Linked DNA regions of Homo sapiens: all the other regions are linked to region 1. A link is an interaction called in ENCODE POLR2A ChIA-PET data of the cell type or tissue named here. Cell type or tissue: GM12878. All regions are shown on one strand. Links, peaks and the distances in the headings refer to the core of each region. The heading gives the core; the rest is flanking DNA.

Region 1 (6,049 bases), core at 723-4,722:
TAAAGTCACTCCACTCCATTTCTGAATTGGCTAAAACCCTAGATGGAAAAGCGTTCAGGAGATCACAGTGGGATGGCATAACTACTGTTTTAAGAGGCAGCTAGGAAGTCTCAGTGGCAGGTGCCACTGCCAACCCATTCTCCCTTCCTTCTTGCCTTTACTCTCAAATGTCTGCCTCTTTTTCATTTTCAGTAGTTTATCCATGGTAGGAAGGACCTTTGAATTGGAGCAATTCAAGAAGCTTTCTAAGATGGTGGGTAGGGCCAGGCATGGTGGCTCACGCCTGTAATCCCAGCACTTTGGGAGGCCGAGGCGGGCAGATCACAAGGTCAAGAGATCGAGACCATCCTGGCCAACATGGTGAAACCCCATCTCTACTAAAAATACAAAAAATAGCTGGGCATGGTGGCATGTGCCTGTAATCCCAGCTACTCAGGAGACTGAGGCAGCAGAATTACTTGAACCAGGAAGTCGGAGGTTGCAGTAAGCTGAGATCACGCCACTGCACTCCAGCCTGGCAACAGAGCGAGACTCCATCTCAAAAAAAAAAAAAAAAAAAAAAAAAAGATGGTTGGTAATAGTTTTGCTTAATTAAACTACACGTACACCTTTGGAAATGTTGACACCCAAAGCCTGAGATCATTTTAAGAAAAGACATCTTCCAGATCTTTTGCTTATAATAGTATTTTTTGATACTCTGAAGTTCTACTCTTAGGGGTAAAACTTATAAATGCTCTTTTCTATCTTGGTACAAACTGCCTTGTTTGTTTGTTTACCTTAAAACAGACTTAGACTACTTTAATTTGGGGGGATTGCTTGCCAGAAACCAAGAATTTCAAGATCCATGTCCTCAGACCATTTACCTGTCATCTCATTCTCAACAAAGAGACGTTGCCAACTATTTTCTAGAAACATTGATGCAATTTGGTCTATTGCCTCCAAATCCCAATACTATTCATTATGAACTTACTATAGCCAGATTTATCTTTCCTGTAGCCCCCACTTACCCAGTTTCATTTCTGTGATTGCAGTTTCCCATAGTACAGTACACTAAGATAGTTATGAGAAATAGAGACCACATTCACTTGCTCTATTTTATTATTGGGTATCATTGTTAATCTCTTACTGTGCCTAATTTAGAAATTAAACTTTATCATCGGTACATATGTATAGGAAAAAACATAGTATAGGTAGATAGGGCTTGGTTCTATCCATGATTTCAGGCATCCACTGGGGATCCTGGAATGCATCCCCCATGGACAAAGGGGAGCTACTGTACTTTCCTTCTAATATCCGAGGATTGTGGACTCCCCTCTTCTTCGAGGTCAGTCCCTTCATCTGTACTCCTGACCCTTTGGCCCACCTCTTTTGAGATCTCAGGCCATCTTTACCTCTTCCCCCTTAGACTTTCAGCCTCTCCCCCTGAACTGAGTCCTTCAGCCTGTAGCCATGCGCTGTGAGCACTTAGTCTCTTCCAGCAGCCACGCATTCCCTTTCCTGGGCTCTTCCACTTGCTCTGTTTATTCTGTTATCTCTGCCTCCACCACTTCACTAAAACAGCTCTCCATCAAGGTGGACAGTGACTTCTTAAATGTCAAATCCAAAGGTATACTTTTCATTTTTTATCTTTATTCATCTCTTTCTATCCCGTGGTACCTCTCTACCATTCTTCCTGGGTCTTCTTCAAAAGATGGTTTTCCTCTGCACATTCTGTTATGTGTGTTCTCCAGGATTCTGCACTGATCCTGTAATGTTCTCCTTCTGTCTATGTTCCTGCAGTGACGTCACTCACTGACACAATCTCTGCTCCTTTCTATGTTGTAATCACTTTTATGCCTTTATGTTTTTCTCAAGCTGCTTCTCCAGGCTTTACGCTCAAGAATATCTCAGTATCTCCCCCTGAATCTTCCACGCTTCAATTTCTCTCTCTTTTTTTTTTTTTTGAGACGGAGTTTCACTCTTGCTGCCCAGGCTGGAGTATGCAATGGCACGATCTCAGCTTACTACAACCTCCGCCTCCCAGGTTCAAGCGATTTTCCTGCCTCAGCCTCCTGAGTAGCTGGGATTACAGGCATGTACTACCATGCCCAGCTAATTTTGTATTTTTAGTAGAGATGGGGTTTCTCCCTGTTGGTCAGGCTGGTCCCGAACTCCCGACCTCAGGTGATCCGCCTGCCTTGGCCTCCCAAAGTGCTGGGATTACAGGCGTGAGCCACTGATGCCTCAGTTTCTAGTGCCCCAAACTAAATTCCTTGTCTTCCTTATTTCTTCTCCTATGTTCTCTACCTTGGTTGTCACTACCATCCACCCATGTGTAATAAACCTAGTGTTCTGCTTTGAACTTCCGGATGGTTCCAAGTACTAATTCTTCTCTCCTCTTCTCTACCTACTTCTACTGCCCTAATCTCCACCCTTTCCTTCTCCCTGAATGATTGTAACAACCGAACAGGTCTCCTGCCTCTACCCTGCCCCCTTCAAATCCACCCAGAGAATCATGCATCCAAAACCCAGATCTGACCCATCAGTGGCTGTTTACACCCAGGATAAAGTCAGAGTTCTTTGAGACATGTACATGGTTGCCATCTGGCTCCAGGCTTCTTTTCTGGCCTCACTCTGCAGGCCTCACTCTAGAGAGTGGCCAGCAACTCTGGACTATACCATGCGGTTTCTTACCTTTCCCTTTTCCATCGCCTTGTCTCGCATCCCTAGCGCGGCTAACTCCTACCCAGCCTTAGGACATGCTAGGCATCCCCTTTTCTTGGAAGGCCTCCCTGACCTGTCCATTTCTGGACTAGACGCCCATGCTTGATATGAATCTCAATGATTATGCTCATCCCATGGCCCTAGGGTGGCCAGTTTGTGTGCATCCTTTGCCTCCCCTAGACTTCACTTTCCTTAGAGATAGAGATGGTATCTTATTCATCTTTGTAGCTACAGTGCTTAGCATGGTGCTGGGTGTATAGTAGGTGTTCTGCATATGTTTTTTAAATAAAAAATCAACTGACAGTAAATCGACTTGATGGCCACAAAAATGGGCAAAAATAATTTCTGCGTAGGAGTCACCCTTAGAAGGGAGCATGAAGGGGACTTCTGCAGTGCTGATAATGTTCTGGTTTTTCATCTGGTGTATTTTCAGTTTCGGAAAATACATTGAGCTGTCCATTGTCGTGTGTGCATTTTCTATATGTTATATGTCACTGAAAAGTTTTTTTTTTTTTCCAATCAACATGACATCTAACCTCTCCAATACAGAAAAAAAAATTTCCTCATTTCAAGCTTTTAAAGTTTTATAGGATATTAGTTCAGATGTCAGAGCAAACAGCCAGGCAGTGCTATTCCTTGATGTTAAGGAAGAATAGAAAAGCATCAGGGAAACGCAGGTGAGATTGCCTGGACTTTTGATGGGGGTCAGAGAAGGCCAGCCCTGGTCAAGCCTTCCAGTGACCTGCACCTCTGTCACACTTATTGCAGGGCCTGCATGCTAATCATCAGCAAGCCCTGGGCCTGCCTGCGGTGACAGGGAGACTTCATCTTGCATGCGACTATGAATAATTCATAAACATGGTTATCTGGAAATATGTGGTCATCATTAGCATTTTAATGAAAAAAAAAAAAAAAAAGCTGTCATTATCCTAAGTCTCTGTTTTGTTTCTACCTTTTTTTTTTCTCCCCCCACCACAGCTAACCATCTCAGTCTTTCCTGAGGACTTGGGAACTGCCGAGGCCTCTGCCAATGTGTTGACTGTCGCTATGGGCTCACTGTTGTCCAGGCAGCTCATGTATGTATGGGATCAGTCTCTCTCTTGCTTTTTTCTCTTTAATTTTCATTGTAGAATATCACAAGAGTACTGAATTGGTAAAAGCTTTAAAGGTTTAAATAAGGATGTTTAGAAATACAAGAGAATGGATTGCTCTAGGGTAAGTTTTAAATATTGCATGGTAAGAAATGTTATCTAAATTAGGATTTTTGTAATTAAGTGGCCCTATAAGACCAGAAGTGTATGTCAACAATCTCCTTTTTCTGTTTCTGTGCATCCATTCTTTTTTTCCAAATTTTTCTTTTCTTTTTTGAGACAGGGTCTTGCTCTGTTGCCCAGGCTGGGGTCCAGTGGCATGAACACAGCTCACTGTAGCTTCGAACTTCTGGTTCAAGTGATCCTTCCACCTTAGCTTACGGTGCAATTGGGACTACAGATGTGCCACCGTGCCTGGCTAATTTTGTTTATTTTTTGTAGAGATGGGGTCTTGCTGTGTTGCCCAGGCTGGTCTTGACCTCCTAGGCTCAAGAGATCCCACCCACCTCAGCCTCTCAAAGTTTCTGGATTACAGGCATGAGCCACCATGCCTGGTCTAATGTATCTATTCTTCTACAGGCTTTTATTTTTTTAAGCTTTCCTTTTTCATCACAATATGTTAACATTTGAAATGATAATAATGCCATAAATTAAAAACGTTTCACAGTGATTGTTTGAATTCCTTTATAATCACAAAATTCATGGACCCAGAAGAGAGGTCCCCTGGGTATGTCTCTGTTTAATATGTATTAGGGAGGGAGTTCCTGGCTCTTACTTCTTAGCCTTCTCCAAAGGAGGAAACTCTTTCAGTTCCCTCAGGGATGACCTTCGATGTCTCACAACACTAAAGTTTTTCCAGCAGTCTTTTGGGAACTGCTATAGTTGTAGCCTTTTCCTATTTGTCGTTACCCCTGATTAACCTGGGAGAAAAATGATTCTTCCCTTTAATGATCTATGTTTATTTCTATGAAGGGCAGTGTGTCTCAGACTTACTTCTTGCTCCCTGCAGTCTTTTGGCCTTGGAGCAGCTGTATAGATATTTATTTGTTTTTGTTGCTTTCCTTTGGAACCTGTGGAATTTTGGCTCCAAGTCAGGGGAAATTTGGGGTAATTCCCCATAAGTGCTTTTGCCCCCATATCCTTTCTGTAATTATGCTTATTCATATTCATCTTTAAGTCCTATTACCTTGTGCAGCTCAGTTTTTTTCTTTATAGGAAAGTTATGGCTGGGCTCATGCCTGTAATCCCAGCAGTGGCTCAAGTCTGTAATCCCAGCATTTTGGGGCCAGGCGTGGTGGCTCACGCCTGTAATCCCAGCACTTTGGGAGGATGAGGCGGGCGGATCACAAGATCAGGAGATGGAGACCATCCTGGCTAACACAGTGAAACCCCGTCTCTACTAAAAATACAAAAAATTAGCCAGGTGTGGGGGCGGGTGCCTGTAGTCCCAGCTACTCGGGAGGCTGAGGCAGGAGGATGGCGTGAACCCGGGAAGCGGAGCTTGCAGTGAACCGAGATCGCGCCACTGCACTCCAGCCTGGGCGACACAGCACTCCAGCCTGGGCGACACAGCGAGATTCTGTCTCAAAAAAAAAAAAAAAAAAAAAAAATCCCAGCATTTTGGGAGGCTGAGGTAGGCAGATCACTTGAGCCCAGGAGTTTAAGACCAGCTTGGGCAACATGATGAAACCCTGTCTCTACAAAAAATACAAAAATTAGCCAGGTATGGTGGCATGTGCCTGTAGTCCCAGCTACTCGGGAGGCTGAGGTGGGAGGATTGCTTGAGCCCAGGAGGTACAGGTTGCAGTGAGCTGAGATTGCACCACTGCATTCCGGCGTGGGTGACAGAGCGAGACTCTGTTTCAAAAAAAGAAAAAAGAAAGCAAAGTTAGAACCACCCTCAAGCCCTCACCCAGACAATTGTTTGTAAAGTAAGTCAGACAGTTAAAAGCAGTGGCACTTTATAGCAGTAGGGAGGGATAGCTGATAATAGAATAGGGATTCGGACCAACAACCAGCATTAAAGCCAGCAGTGTTGGGGTAAACAGCTCTTCACATATTTTCAGATATTGTTAGCATCTCCAAGGGTGTTACAGATTTACTCTGAAATTATCAATTTTCATAGTGAGCATCATCAGAAAAAAGTTTACACCTGTACCCTGTATAACAGGGATCTGCATACTGTAGCCAATAGGTCAGATCCAGCCCATGCTTATTTTTATAGGAGCTGAGGGTGGTTTTTATATTTTTAAATG
Region 2 (6,049 bases), core at 1,017-5,016, 130 kb before region 1:
GATCTATGTGGGGCGTATTTTTGGCCGTGTATATTACTGACTTGCACTTTGGAGATAATTTGGTAAAAATGAACTTGATTGGCATATTCTCAAAAACTGTGGCACCTTTCCCATTTACCCTGCTGAGTGTATTCTCAAAGCCAAGTGACTAGCTGGCCTAACCTTTTTTTCTTGCCCATGTTGTTCTAAAGAGAGCATAGGCTTTATCTGTATAGATCTGGGTTTAAATTCAGGCCTTACTCTGGGATAGACGGATATAGGTGGGTGCCCTGAGGTGAACAGCTTTTTCTCCCTGAGCCACGTGTGCTTTTCCCATCTGTAAAATATCTTTAGTGATACTTACCTGGCCATGCTGTGGGAAGGGTTTACTGTGATAACATGTGAAAGTTCTTGCTATATAGAGCAAGTAATCAAGATATTTAGCCACTTTTCATATTTTGTTTCATATTTTGGAGCATTTTGGATTTCAGATTTTCAGATTAGCGATGCTCCACCTTTTGTAGGTTTAAAATGCTTTTTATTCAACTACATGGTTTGGGTTTTTATTCTTACCTGTCTCCCCTCCCTTTTATTATCTTCAGAAAATACAGATGACAGTCCCTCTGTGTTTGATACTTCATATTACAGTTTGATAGGCTTGGGAAATGTATCAGTTGGGATTTGATTCTGGGTTTGATTTGATCAGCGTGGTAACCCTAAACAAGTTACCTCCTTTCCCTACAGGAATCTTATGGGATCCTATAGGAATTATAAAGGTCAGTGTTTAATGAGCCCTCCGTATAAGGCAACTGTCACTGTGATGAATGCACTGCATGGATTATCTCATTTGATGCTGTACTTCTAAGAGGTAGATACTGTTATAATCTCCTAATACAGATGGGGAAGGTGAGGCACACTAAGGTTGTTTGAGAGCATGCAGCTAGAGTTGCACTAGATGAAGATTAAGGGGCCAGAATTTGCAAAGGAGAAAGCACTCAGTATATGTGAATACACATGCACAGATACACACATGTACACACACCCTGAATATTTTCTTAAAACACAAGAGCTACTAGATTGTAACACTGGGAATTCCCCAGGACGATAGAGAGGTCTAAGGACCAAGCAGTGTGAGAAAGATGTCAGAAGTGCTACCTGTATTTGGTTGTAATTGTAGCTACTTTGCATTTTTTAAACAAAGAAAATTTCTACATGCTCTATAGAGTGACACATACTTTTAAAGGCTGTAACTGGTATTGCGATGTTTTCTTTAGGAAAAAAAAATCAGTTATTTCTCAAATCATTGAGCATTCTGTCCTGAGAATGTGCTCAGGATAATCACGGAGGATAAGTTCCAGCCGCCAGGGGAGAGCAACTGGCAGTCTCAAAATATTCTCTGTAAATATATTAGTCTGAAAATTGCATTTTAATGTGGTGTACTAGTAAAATAGAATTTTACTTGCTAAATTATTCCATGTTAATAGTGGTATAATTTTTCTAGAGAAAGGCTAATTTTATTTAAAAAAAAAATAGGTCATTCATTTCTTCCAAAATTATTGAATTATCCTTTGGAATAACCTGTTAGTACTTCCTCTTCTATTTCAGTCAGGGTAATAGAATACAAGAAAGCTGATTGAATTTTATGATAAGAATTTGATTTTCAGAAATGTCATTTTCACCACAATGTTTGCTTTGACCAGCTTTGCTCTATAGTGCATTTTGACTTGAATGCTGTATTTTGGTATTTAAAGTGAGTTAAGGAACTTACGTGGTGCTTTTCACCATGTAGGTGATGCTAGCGTAATATATTCATTTAGTTGTGTCTGATGTCATTCAAAGAGTAATTCTTGAAATGGGTTGGTTAACAATGATTTCAAAGAGTAATTCTTGAAGTGGGTTGGTTAACAATTACTCATACCAGATCATTTCCCCAAATCTGTCTAAAGGGCCAAATTCTGAATTAGCCTATTGTGGAAATTTCTTTGTTTTCTAGCATACAGAGGAAATCAGGCTGCCAGTGCATGGTGAATGTATTTCTCATGATTTAGAAGTGAACAAAGTATAGCTGATGTAGAGCAAATGCACAAGTTTGCCACTAGACACCGGAAGAACAGTGAAGCTATTAATAAGATAAATTCAAAACATACCCTTTTACTTGAATAATTATGTACCTCATTTATGTTTTTCCTTGAAGGCTAGTTATTGTCAGGTTAATGAAAATTTGAAAGTTGCATGTAATCTTAAACTGTTAGCTGTAGATCCCAAAGAATCACAAGCTTTTAAAATAAATGGGCACCTCTATTAAGAGTTTAACAAATAAAATATCAATGATTATAGGTTGCTCTTATCAAATTATTTAATTATTGTTCATTGGTCAAAATTCAAAGGTGTTGCTTTAGTGCAAGAAAAGGAGGTGCACAATAAATTAGCAGTGGGCAGGTAGGCAGATTATAAGTACTGCCCTTGGAATTTTTTTGGTATATTAACTAGCTTCTCTTCTAGGGAAAGACTTGCTTTTTTATGACAAAGAAAGTTTCTCATGTATGTTTTGGATGTGTTCCATTTACCTGTATAAAGAGAAACCTTGAATCTCAAACCATTAACCATTTCCTTACTCTGAAGGGTAGTTTGAGAACTGGCAAATCTTGCATTTATAAGGTAACTGGTTAAAGAGACTCGAGTTATCTCTGTGCATCTCTGGAGTCAGTTCTATTGAGGGCATCTGTTTGGGTTAAATTGTGTCCCCCCCAAAAATATAACTTGAAGTCCTAATACTTCATATCTGCAAATGTAACCTTATTTTGAAAAGGGTTTTTGCAGATGTTAAGGTGAGGTCATACTGGATAGAGTAGGTTAGGGTTCTTAATTCCTTATAACTGGTTTTCTTATAAGAAGAGGGAAATTTGTTTTTGTTTTGTTTTGCTTATCCTGGCTTGCTTTAAGCTTTAGAAGAAGAGGGAAATTTGGACACAGACACACAGGTAGAGTGTCGTATAAAGACAGACACACAGACACACAGAAGGAAGACATGCGAAGATGGAGGCAGAGACTGGACTTGTGCTGCCACAAACCAAGGGATGCTTGGGGCTACCGGAAGCTTGAAGAAACAAGGAAGGGTCCTCTCCTGAAGACTTTGGAGGGATCATGGCTCTGCCAACACCTTGATTTCAGACTTCTAGCTTCTAGAACCGAGAGAGAATAAATTTTGGTTGTTTTAAGCCACCCAGTTTATAGCAGTTTCTTACAGCAGCCACAGGACACTTAATCCACAAGCCTTTGGAGTCAGTCGGCCTGCGTTTGAATCCTGGGTTTACCTTCTAATGCTGTGATCTTGGGCAAGTTACTGAACCTCATGGTGCCACAGTTGACTCATCTGTAAAATAGGACTAAAAAGAACACCATCTTCCTATAGTTGTTTTGAGGATAAAACAATATATGTATAGCACTTTGAACAGTGCTTGCTGCTATTATATTTCAAAAACCAATTGTTTCAAAGCTAAAAGGAAATGATTTTTGATAATTCTACAAATATCTCCTGAACTTCCTCTTTAATGACAGGCCATATGCTAGCCAGTAAGTGTACATGTTGGCCCAGGCAGACAGGATCCCTGCTTTCCTAGATCCATCAGGCGCTTATTCCTCCATTAACATGAAGAAGAAGGACATGTTCCTTGTGGTAGCATTATGGGCAAGAGCTGGGTGTAGCCTTTCCTGTGGACCTCAGAGACATGTATTAGGGAGGTGGTGAATATGGAGCCAGACTGCTTGGGTTTAAATTCTAGTTCTTATCAGCTCTGGCCTTGGGGAGTGATAGAATTTTTGAATTATTTCTCTACCTCCACATCTGCAAAATGGAGACAATAATAGCGCCTTTCTCAGTAGGGTTATTGTAAGGATTAAATGAGTTAAAATACTTAAAGTACCTAGAATAGTCAGCACGTAATGAATATTGTTATATTATCAAATGAAACCAGAAAGGCCTCAAATTTGTAAATTCATTCTTTTGCATTTTATTAAGTGTAGGGAGTTAATGCATAAATCAGATGGAGCTCTTTTCCACATAGAGCTCATAGTCAAATGGGGGAGACTTATTCGTCTACATGTTAGTGAAATAGCATATGAACAAAGAATATGGGGGTAGAAAGAAGAGTGTGATTAAATCTCCTAGGAGTATCAGGAAAAGTTGTTTTAAGACGGGTTTTGAAGGTTAAGTAGGAGTTTGCCAGGCAACAAAGGCAGAATAGAGCTTAGAGGATGTGGGAGGAAGCATCTCTAAAGACGTTGGCAGGTACAGCAGACACCCAGCAGTCACAGTGCTACAAGAGTATAGACTCTGGAGCCAGGATTGAAATTCTGCCAGTTACTGTTGTATGACCTTGAGTCACTTTCTTGACCTCTCTGTACCTCTGTATTTTCATCTTTTAAGTGGGGATCACAGGCTTTGGGTAGATAACTTGGAGTGCTTAGATCAGTGTTTGGCCAAAATAAGTGCTCAGAAAATACTGGCTTTTATTAGTGTTATTATTCTTGTATTTGCTATTGGAAGATAAGCATTAAGAAGGCTCATCAAATATTTTTAGTTCAGTTCAGTGATTCCTGTGGGCTTGGATAAATGCTGCGGCCCTGAGCCCATATACTCTCTTGAAAACAACTTTCACCATTTGAACACTGGTATTAAGAGGGGAAAAAATAACATGCATATTGTTCGAGCAGGAGAAAAAAATATTAAAATAGGCCAGACATTGGCACAAAGTTGTGTACAGATTGCTGATTAGGCAAAATAAAAAAAATAAACCGGCATGTTGAGCCAACATGATTTTGTTGTTAAATCTGGTGAACCACCTGTATCTTTAAGTGATCAATTTAAAGATAGTTTTGGTTTGTTGTTAATTGTCTTCAAATTACCCAGTGACATCAGTCTATGTTCAGAACTAATACAATTTAAAAAAACTAGTGCTGGAGCACACCCTCCGTGGTGGTGCCGCCTCACTTGGGCTGTGTTCAGAGGGGGAAAGGAGTGTGTGGGATTTCTTCGGCCACACATTTCAGAGCTATGATGGCAAATGCATGATTTCAACTGTGGTCTCACTTAGTTTTATTTTTATTTTTGAAGAGGAGGATTATTTCCAATTGTGGTTTTCTTTGATCATGAAAGGAAAATGTGCTCATGATGGCAAGAGTCAGGCAAAAAGAGACTAAAAAGTAAACATCACTAGAAATTTCAACATTTGGAGATAATTGTTAACACTTGTGGTCAAACCTTCTAAGCCTCTCCCCACTTGCAAAAAAAAAAAAAAAAAAAAAAAGCAGGGGGCTTTTCTCAACGACAGGAACAGCAAAGACCAGCACTGGATGTGGGGCAGTGAGGTTTTGGGGGAGATGCTTAATTGAAAATTGTTTTGGAAAGTTCCAGACAAAAACAGCAAAATGGTGATAATGGAATTTTTTTGCATTGAATGTGTTTAAAATCTTTGCGATAATAAGTGGCTGGGCAAAGGTTACCTATGTATTCATCCAGCATGTGTTTATTGAGTACCCACTAGGTGCTAGGGGTATAGTAAGTGGACACAACAGATGAAAATCTGAACTTTGGTGGCACTTGCACCCAGTGTCAGGACTATAGACAGTAACTAACCATAGTACGTAATTGACATTACAAACTGTAAGTGCTGTGATGAAAAATGAACTAGACGGGGGGATGGGTGATCATGGGATGGGCTAGGAGGGGATGTGATTTTTTTTTTTTTGAGACGGAGTCTTGCTCTGTCGACCAGGCTGGAGTGCAGTGGCGGGATCTTGGCTCACTGCAAGCTCCGCCTCCCGGGTTCACGCCATTCTCTTGCCTCAGCCTCCCAAGTAGCTGGGACTACAGGCGCCGCCACCACACCCAGCTAATTTTTTGTAGTTTCGGTAGAGACGGGGTTTCACCGTGTTAGCCAGGATGGTCTCGATCTCCTGACCTTGTGATCTGCCCGCCTTGGCCTCCCAAAGTGCTGGGATTACAGGCATGAGCCACTGAGCCTGGCCGGGATGTGATTTTTAAATCGAGGAGAGGACTTGAAAGAGTTGA
Region 3 (6,049 bases), core at 1,017-5,016, 150 kb before region 1:
AAAAAGGTAAAAACTGGTAGAATATTAGCCTGCTCCACTTTTCCTGTACCCTATTCCTTCACTTCTTGGAAACTTTATTCCAAGAATTTTGCCAGTGCATGATGGAAGAAAATATATGGTGATTTGTCATGTTTACTAATGCTATAACTTTGATTTTTAAACTTTTATTGTCTAAATAAGAGTTAAATTATTACTTGCAAAGCCATTGACTTGGAAACCATTTTCATGAGAAATCATATCTCATTTGATTAAAATAAAGACAGAAAATTCAACCTCAAGGAAAGCTCATTTGTCTTCTACAAATAGCATTTCAGCGAGTCAAAGAAATTAGAGGTGGAAAAATCAATTAGAGCTAATCTACCAGCTTGTCAGAAAAGATTGCTTTCTACGAAATATATTCTAGCTCTTTGTCCAGGTTAATTCTAAAAGTCTCACGGGATGGAGCACTTGTTATATCCTTTTGAAGTTTTTCCTTTTATCTAATTGACCCTACCAAGAATCTTTTTTTTTTTTTTTTTTTTGCTAATATCTAACTTCCATATTAGCTACTAATTCTGTGCTATTACTTTTAATCATACCTCTTCCTATACTAATGTCCCTTCCCCACCAAGTTTGGTTTTTATGATCTCAGATATTTGTAAGGAGCTAGCTTTCTTTCATTTAACCTAATGACAAATGTTTGCTTGTTATAATAAGCTCTTAAAAGCAAAAGAAATCTTTAGATCTTTTTTCTCCATCTTCCTTTCTTTTCCTATTTTGCAGACCTTGTAATGAGGCACTTAAAAGTGAAGATACTGGCAGGAACAAATAGAGAAAGGAGACTATAAATCCCTTGCTTGATCAAGAAGACTATCAATGTCTTTGCAAATTAGCAATATATATTTTATCTATCTCTGGGATGAGCAAAGCATTTTCTCTTGTAAATGATTTCTAGTTATTTTTAAATGTCTTCTCTCTCAGTGTTCCTCATTTCAGATTCCCCATTCCTATTTAATTATGTTTATATGAATTTAAAATGGAGTATTTTTTCAGGTTGGATGGTGTAATTTATGTACCCTGTGAACATGAAGGTGATGGTTTTCCTCTATTCACAAGATTTAAATTCTTGCCCTTATCATGCAGACAATTACTTGTGAGGCACCCTGCACATTGGTGCTCTGGAGTCAAGTTTCTGCTGTTTGATGATAACCAAAAGAGGGATTCTAGGAGTGGTGAGAGATATCATATAACCAGGGAAGGAGATTGCCCTGGGCATAAGAACATAAATTCCTTGTAGCCGGAACCAGTTCAATAAAATGCCAGTGTCTGCACTAACAACTCCTGGTAACCTGGGGGAAGGGCAGAGACAAAGAGTGTGATGAATTTTATTGTGTGCTTTTGTGCTCATTTGAGTTTCTATGAATTTGTGTATAGAGCTGTCTATTACCATTGTTCAGGAATGATTGAATACGTGTTTATGAAATTTACTAAATATGTTTTTCAATATTAAAAATGTACAGAAACATTTAATTAGCTTTCTCTGCTTACCAAGACACTGTCAGCACTTTAAATAACAAAAAAAGATGTGGTAGAATTTTTCTAGAAAAAGGGCCCTGTACTACCTTTCACAGAGTCATAACATCTCTTTAGGTGAAAGCCTGTGCTCTGGAGCGAGACTGCCTTCTTCAGATTCTGCCTCTGTCCCTTAGCTGTGTGACCTTTGGAAAGTAATTTCACTCCCTTGGCCTCAGTTTCCTCTGTTATAAAAGAGTAATCAGCCTATCTGAGGAAAAACTATTATAAATTGAGACTAAATTGCGTTAACATTTGGATGGTTTTGTTTGTTTGTTTGTTTGTTTTTTGAGTCAGAGTCTCACTCTGTTATCCAGGCTGGAGTGCAGTGGTGTGATCTTGGCTCACTGCAGCCCCTGCCTCCTGAGTTCAAGCGATTCTGCTGCCTCAGCCTCCCTAGTAGCTGGCATTACAGGTGTGCACCACCATGCCTGGCTAATTTTTGTATTTTTAGTAGAGAAGGGGTTTTACCATGTTGCCCAGACTGGTCTCAAACTCTGTGAACTCAAGTGATCCACTGGCCTCAGCCTCCCAAAGTGCTGGGATTACAGGTGTGAGGCACTGTGCCCAGTGAGTTAATGTTTGTGAAGTGCTTAGTGCAGTGCCTTAAAAACTAATTTAATTTTTTTCTTCCTTTCATTCACTAAACAGATATTTATCAAGTGTCTTCTCTGTGATGTGGCTGAAGATAGGAATTTACAGCATGGCAACAAAGAATGATACAACATCTAACTGTACTATGTGTGAAGTGCTACAAAAACATATGGCAAGCTCTGGAATCAAGAAGTGAGGAGGCCAGGTGTGGTGGCTCATGCTTGTAACCCCACGACTTTGGGAGCCCAAGGTGGGAGGATTGCTTGAGCTCAGGAGTTCGAGTCCAGCCTAGGCAACATAGTGAGACCTCATCTCAACGAAAAATAAAAAAATTATCTGGGTGTGGTGGTGCACACTTGTGGTCCCAGCTACGAGGGAGGCTGAGCCAGGGAGGTCGGGGCCTCAGTGAGTCATGAACGTGCCACAGCACTCCAGCCTGGGTGACAGAGCGAGACTATTTCAGGCAAAAGGAACGGCATAAGCAAAGGCACCAAAGTTTGTAACTGCAAGATTTGTTGGCCTGTGTGTGACCAAATATAGGTAAAGATCGTGGGGTGGGTGAGTGGGAGAGGGGATAAGATGCTCTTCCTACTTCAGCTAAGTTGCAAAGGTTCAGGAACTGTGGCCACAGCAAGTGGCCCATGGGGTTGTGCCATTGGTGACACACTGTGCCGTGGTCTTGTCTGTTATTTGCCGCCAGTCCTCCATGGATCCCGACCCTTTTCTTAACCTGATTCTCCATCTTTGGGTTGAGACAGTGAGCTGCCTGACAACTCTCTCAGAAATTATTTTTTCTGGGTAAGTTAACCAGAATGAGTTCCTTTTGCTTGTAACCAAGAGATGTCTCATACAATAGAGAATGTAATCTCTTTGGCATGTCATCTGAATTTCCTAAATTTTAATCAATAAATAATGAAGTACTTCTGTAATAAAATACTTGTATTTAATATAAAAATCAAATGTAAATGTAAAACATAAAAATTTAATTGAAAATTATTTAAAATGTAAAAAAAAATTCACATTGAGACAAAAGGATAAGATGGATAATTAATAATAGTGGGAACAATTTGAAGATAATCTGTATTGAGTGCTTGCCTGTGGGCCAGATACATTGTTACGAGCTTCACGTGCAATATCTCACATGCTTGGTAACAACAATAAGATATTCATGCTATGATTATCATTGTTTTCAGATGAGGAAACTGAGGGGTGAAGAGTTTAAGTCGTCTGCCCAAAACTAGCAGTGGGAGAGTGATGCAGCCAGGATTTAAACCCAGGTAGCCCAAATACGGCATCTACAATCTATCTCAAATCTATGGCATCACAGATGAGCTGGTGTCCACCTTTCCCTGAAGGAGTTGAAGGAGCTTTTATAGAAGAAGTGATATCTGAACTGGACCTTAGAGAGTAAGTAAAATTCTGCCAGATAAAGAATATGTAAAAGTGTTAGTCCAGCCTGAGATTTGTGTGCAAGGGCAGAGTCGGGAAAGGCCACTACGTGCTTGCAGGAATGCCTCATGGGCATAAGTTGCTGGCGTGTGGGTGTAGTGGGGGTTGGGTAGAGGGAGAGGTATGAGCTGGGGACGGGGTGGCTGAAAAAAGAGGTTGGTAGTAGAGGAATCCAAATATATTTTTGAAATGGAATAAGGGTTGTTATATTTTTAATTTTCTTTTTATTACCAACCAAACAAGCAGCAGTGATGGAGTGATGGAGTTTGATTATGTGTCCTTCAGTTTAGTAGTTAAGATTTTATCTTTAAGCAACTGGAAGTCATCAGCGGTTTTAAAGGAGAAGAATGACATCATCAGCACCTTTTTTTAGAAGGATCACTCTGGCAGCGGTGTGAAGAAAGGGCTTGGATTGGGAGTGATGGGTGTCATCAAGGTTGGTTAGCAGGATTCTGAAATATGCATGAAAAGACAGTGAGGACAGTGGACAGTGAGGACAGAGAGGCAGGCCCACATTTGAGAGGCAGGCATTCCTGAGTTGGGAGCAAAAGGGCTTGGTGATTAATTTAATGCGGGTGGTTGAGGAGGAAGGAAGAATTGAAGATGACTGAGATTTCTAGTTTAGAAACCTGAGTAATTGGGGAATGTCATTAACTGAAATAGGAGTGGAAGGAAGGAAATCATCCTATGTGAGGCCTACCAGAAGCTTTACATATGTTATTTAATCTTAAATAAACCTATAATGAAAAAATTAACATGCCCATTTTGCAGATAAGAAAAGTGAGATTCAGTGAGGTAAAGTAGCTTGCCCAAGGTCACACAACTACTAAGAGCTGGAATGTGAAATAAGGTCTTACTCCAGTGCCCCTATTCTTTCCATGATAGTAGGGGACTTTATGCTTTGTACCTCTTTGTACCTTTCTACACTCTAATAATAATTTTAGTTTGGAAAAATAGGACTGAAGCTCAATGGGAAGGTAGACCATGGAAACATGGTCCTCCCAGGAATAGTGCAGTATGAAGAGAGATTAAAGGATTGCCCTAATGACATTAAGGCCCAGAGCAGCACTGTTGAATACAATTTTTTGCAGTGATGCAAATGCTTTTTACTTACATTATCCAATACAGTAGTCATTAGGCCATATGCTACTGAGCACTTGAAATGTGGCTAGTATGAAAGAGGAACCGAAGAGTTAATTCTAACTGATTTTAAGTGATTTCAGATTAAATAAGCATATGTGGCTAGTGACTGCCATATTGGATGGTTTAGGACTAGAGAAACCAGTCAGGCGTAGAGGGTTCATCAGAGAAGAGGCCTTGCTGGTACCCCTGAAAAATCACTCGATATTTGATCATCTGCCTCATACCTCTGGGTAATATTGGTCCTATATTTGGGGACCATAATTTATTAGCTAGCAAAAGGTTTTTTCCTAGTGTGGACTACAAACTTATTTTACTATGTTTTATCTTTAGGAGAGTAAGTACAATACTCCCTCTCCTTTCTTATCTGAGAATCATTATAGTCATTTTCTCTGTATTTACATTTTTCCATACATAGTATTATTTAAGAGCTCAAGCTCCAGGAAAACTGCCTGGGTTCAAATCCCAGTTCTGCCAATGAATATTTTGTGCCTTGAGTTAGCTGCTTCACATTTGCAAGCCTCACTTTCCCTATCCATAAAATAGGGATAATAATAGTGCTTCATTTATAGGGTAGTTGTGAGGATTGAGTTAAATAACCTATGGAAAATGCTTAGCCAGTATCTGGCACATGCTAAATAGTCAGTAAGAGTTAGCTATTCTAAAACTAGTACCGTGTGACAGTGTGTATTTTGTACCTCTGCATTTTGACATTTACTCAACTCTATTTTTGCTTCAATAGAAGGTGTTCCTCCAGATCTCTGTCAGAACATTCCAAAAAGAAATTCATTCCTCAAGATAAGAAGGTAGACAGAGTTTTGAAGAATTAGATTTTATCTTATTGCAGGCATGAGTTTTGAGTTGTTTTTTATTTCACTTTGATTACTAAATTGTTAAAGTATTTAAAATCATTACAGAAGAAAATCATGACCGTGATATTTTGTTGTGATCATTAAAATTCCCTTGGTTTAAGCTCAAACCGTTGCACATATACCACACAATCAAATAATAATACTAGAAGTTCTTAATGTTGGCACAGAAGATTTCTTGATGTTTTGTAGTTATACTGTTTTTTTTGTTTTGTTTTGAGATGAGGTCTTGCTGTGTGGCTCAGGCTGGAGTGCAGTGGCTATTCACAGGCAAGATCCTACTGCAACTTTGAACGTCCAGCCTCATGTACCCTCTTGCCTCAGCCTCCCCAGTAGCTGGTACTACAGGCTTGGGCCACTGCACCTGACTCATACCTGTTTAATTGAAATATTTAATTCCTAGACTCTGGCTATTCAATGCCACTTAGAAGTGGCTGGATATTTGT

The links. Peaks named below come from ENCODE experiments on the same cell type or tissue, not always from the same donor. Only the 100,000 strongest peaks of a DNase experiment are listed, where the experiment ranks them.
Region 2: POLR2A ChIA-PET joins it to region 1 with 5 read pairs; 3 of 35 experiments call an interaction of 5 or more read pairs at or near these places.
Region 3: POLR2A ChIA-PET joins it to region 1 with 9 read pairs; 2 of 35 experiments call an interaction of 5 or more read pairs at or near these places.

The regions. Positions count from the first base shown.
Region 1 is chr4:41,063,306-41,069,354 of GRCh38, reverse strand. APBB2 (amyloid beta precursor protein binding family B member 2) reads left to right here. Exons shown (of 18, transcript NM_004307.2): 4 at 3,682-3,779. Among named protein-coding and RNA genes, the nearest start is that of APBB2, 150 kb to the left of the region's middle. RefSeq lists an enhancer at 5,184-5,684. In GM12878, for the core only: no CTCF peak of the experiment used is centred there; a DNase peak (open chromatin) is centred at 3,084.
Region 2 is chr4:41,195,836-41,201,884 of GRCh38, reverse strand. The region is part of intron 1 of APBB2 (amyloid beta precursor protein binding family B member 2); the gene reads left to right. Among named protein-coding and RNA genes, the nearest start is that of APBB2, 16 kb to the left of the region's middle. In GM12878, for the core only: no CTCF peak of the experiment used is centred there; no DNase peak of the experiment used is centred there.
Region 3 is chr4:41,217,638-41,223,686 of GRCh38, reverse strand. It overlaps UCHL1-DT (UCHL1 divergent transcript), which reads left to right. Exons shown (of 3, transcript NR_102709.1): 2 at 2,203-2,350; 3 at 3,339-3,613. Among named protein-coding and RNA genes, the nearest start is that of APBB2, 6.1 kb to the right of the region's middle. In GM12878, for the core only: no CTCF peak of the experiment used is centred there; no DNase peak of the experiment used is centred there.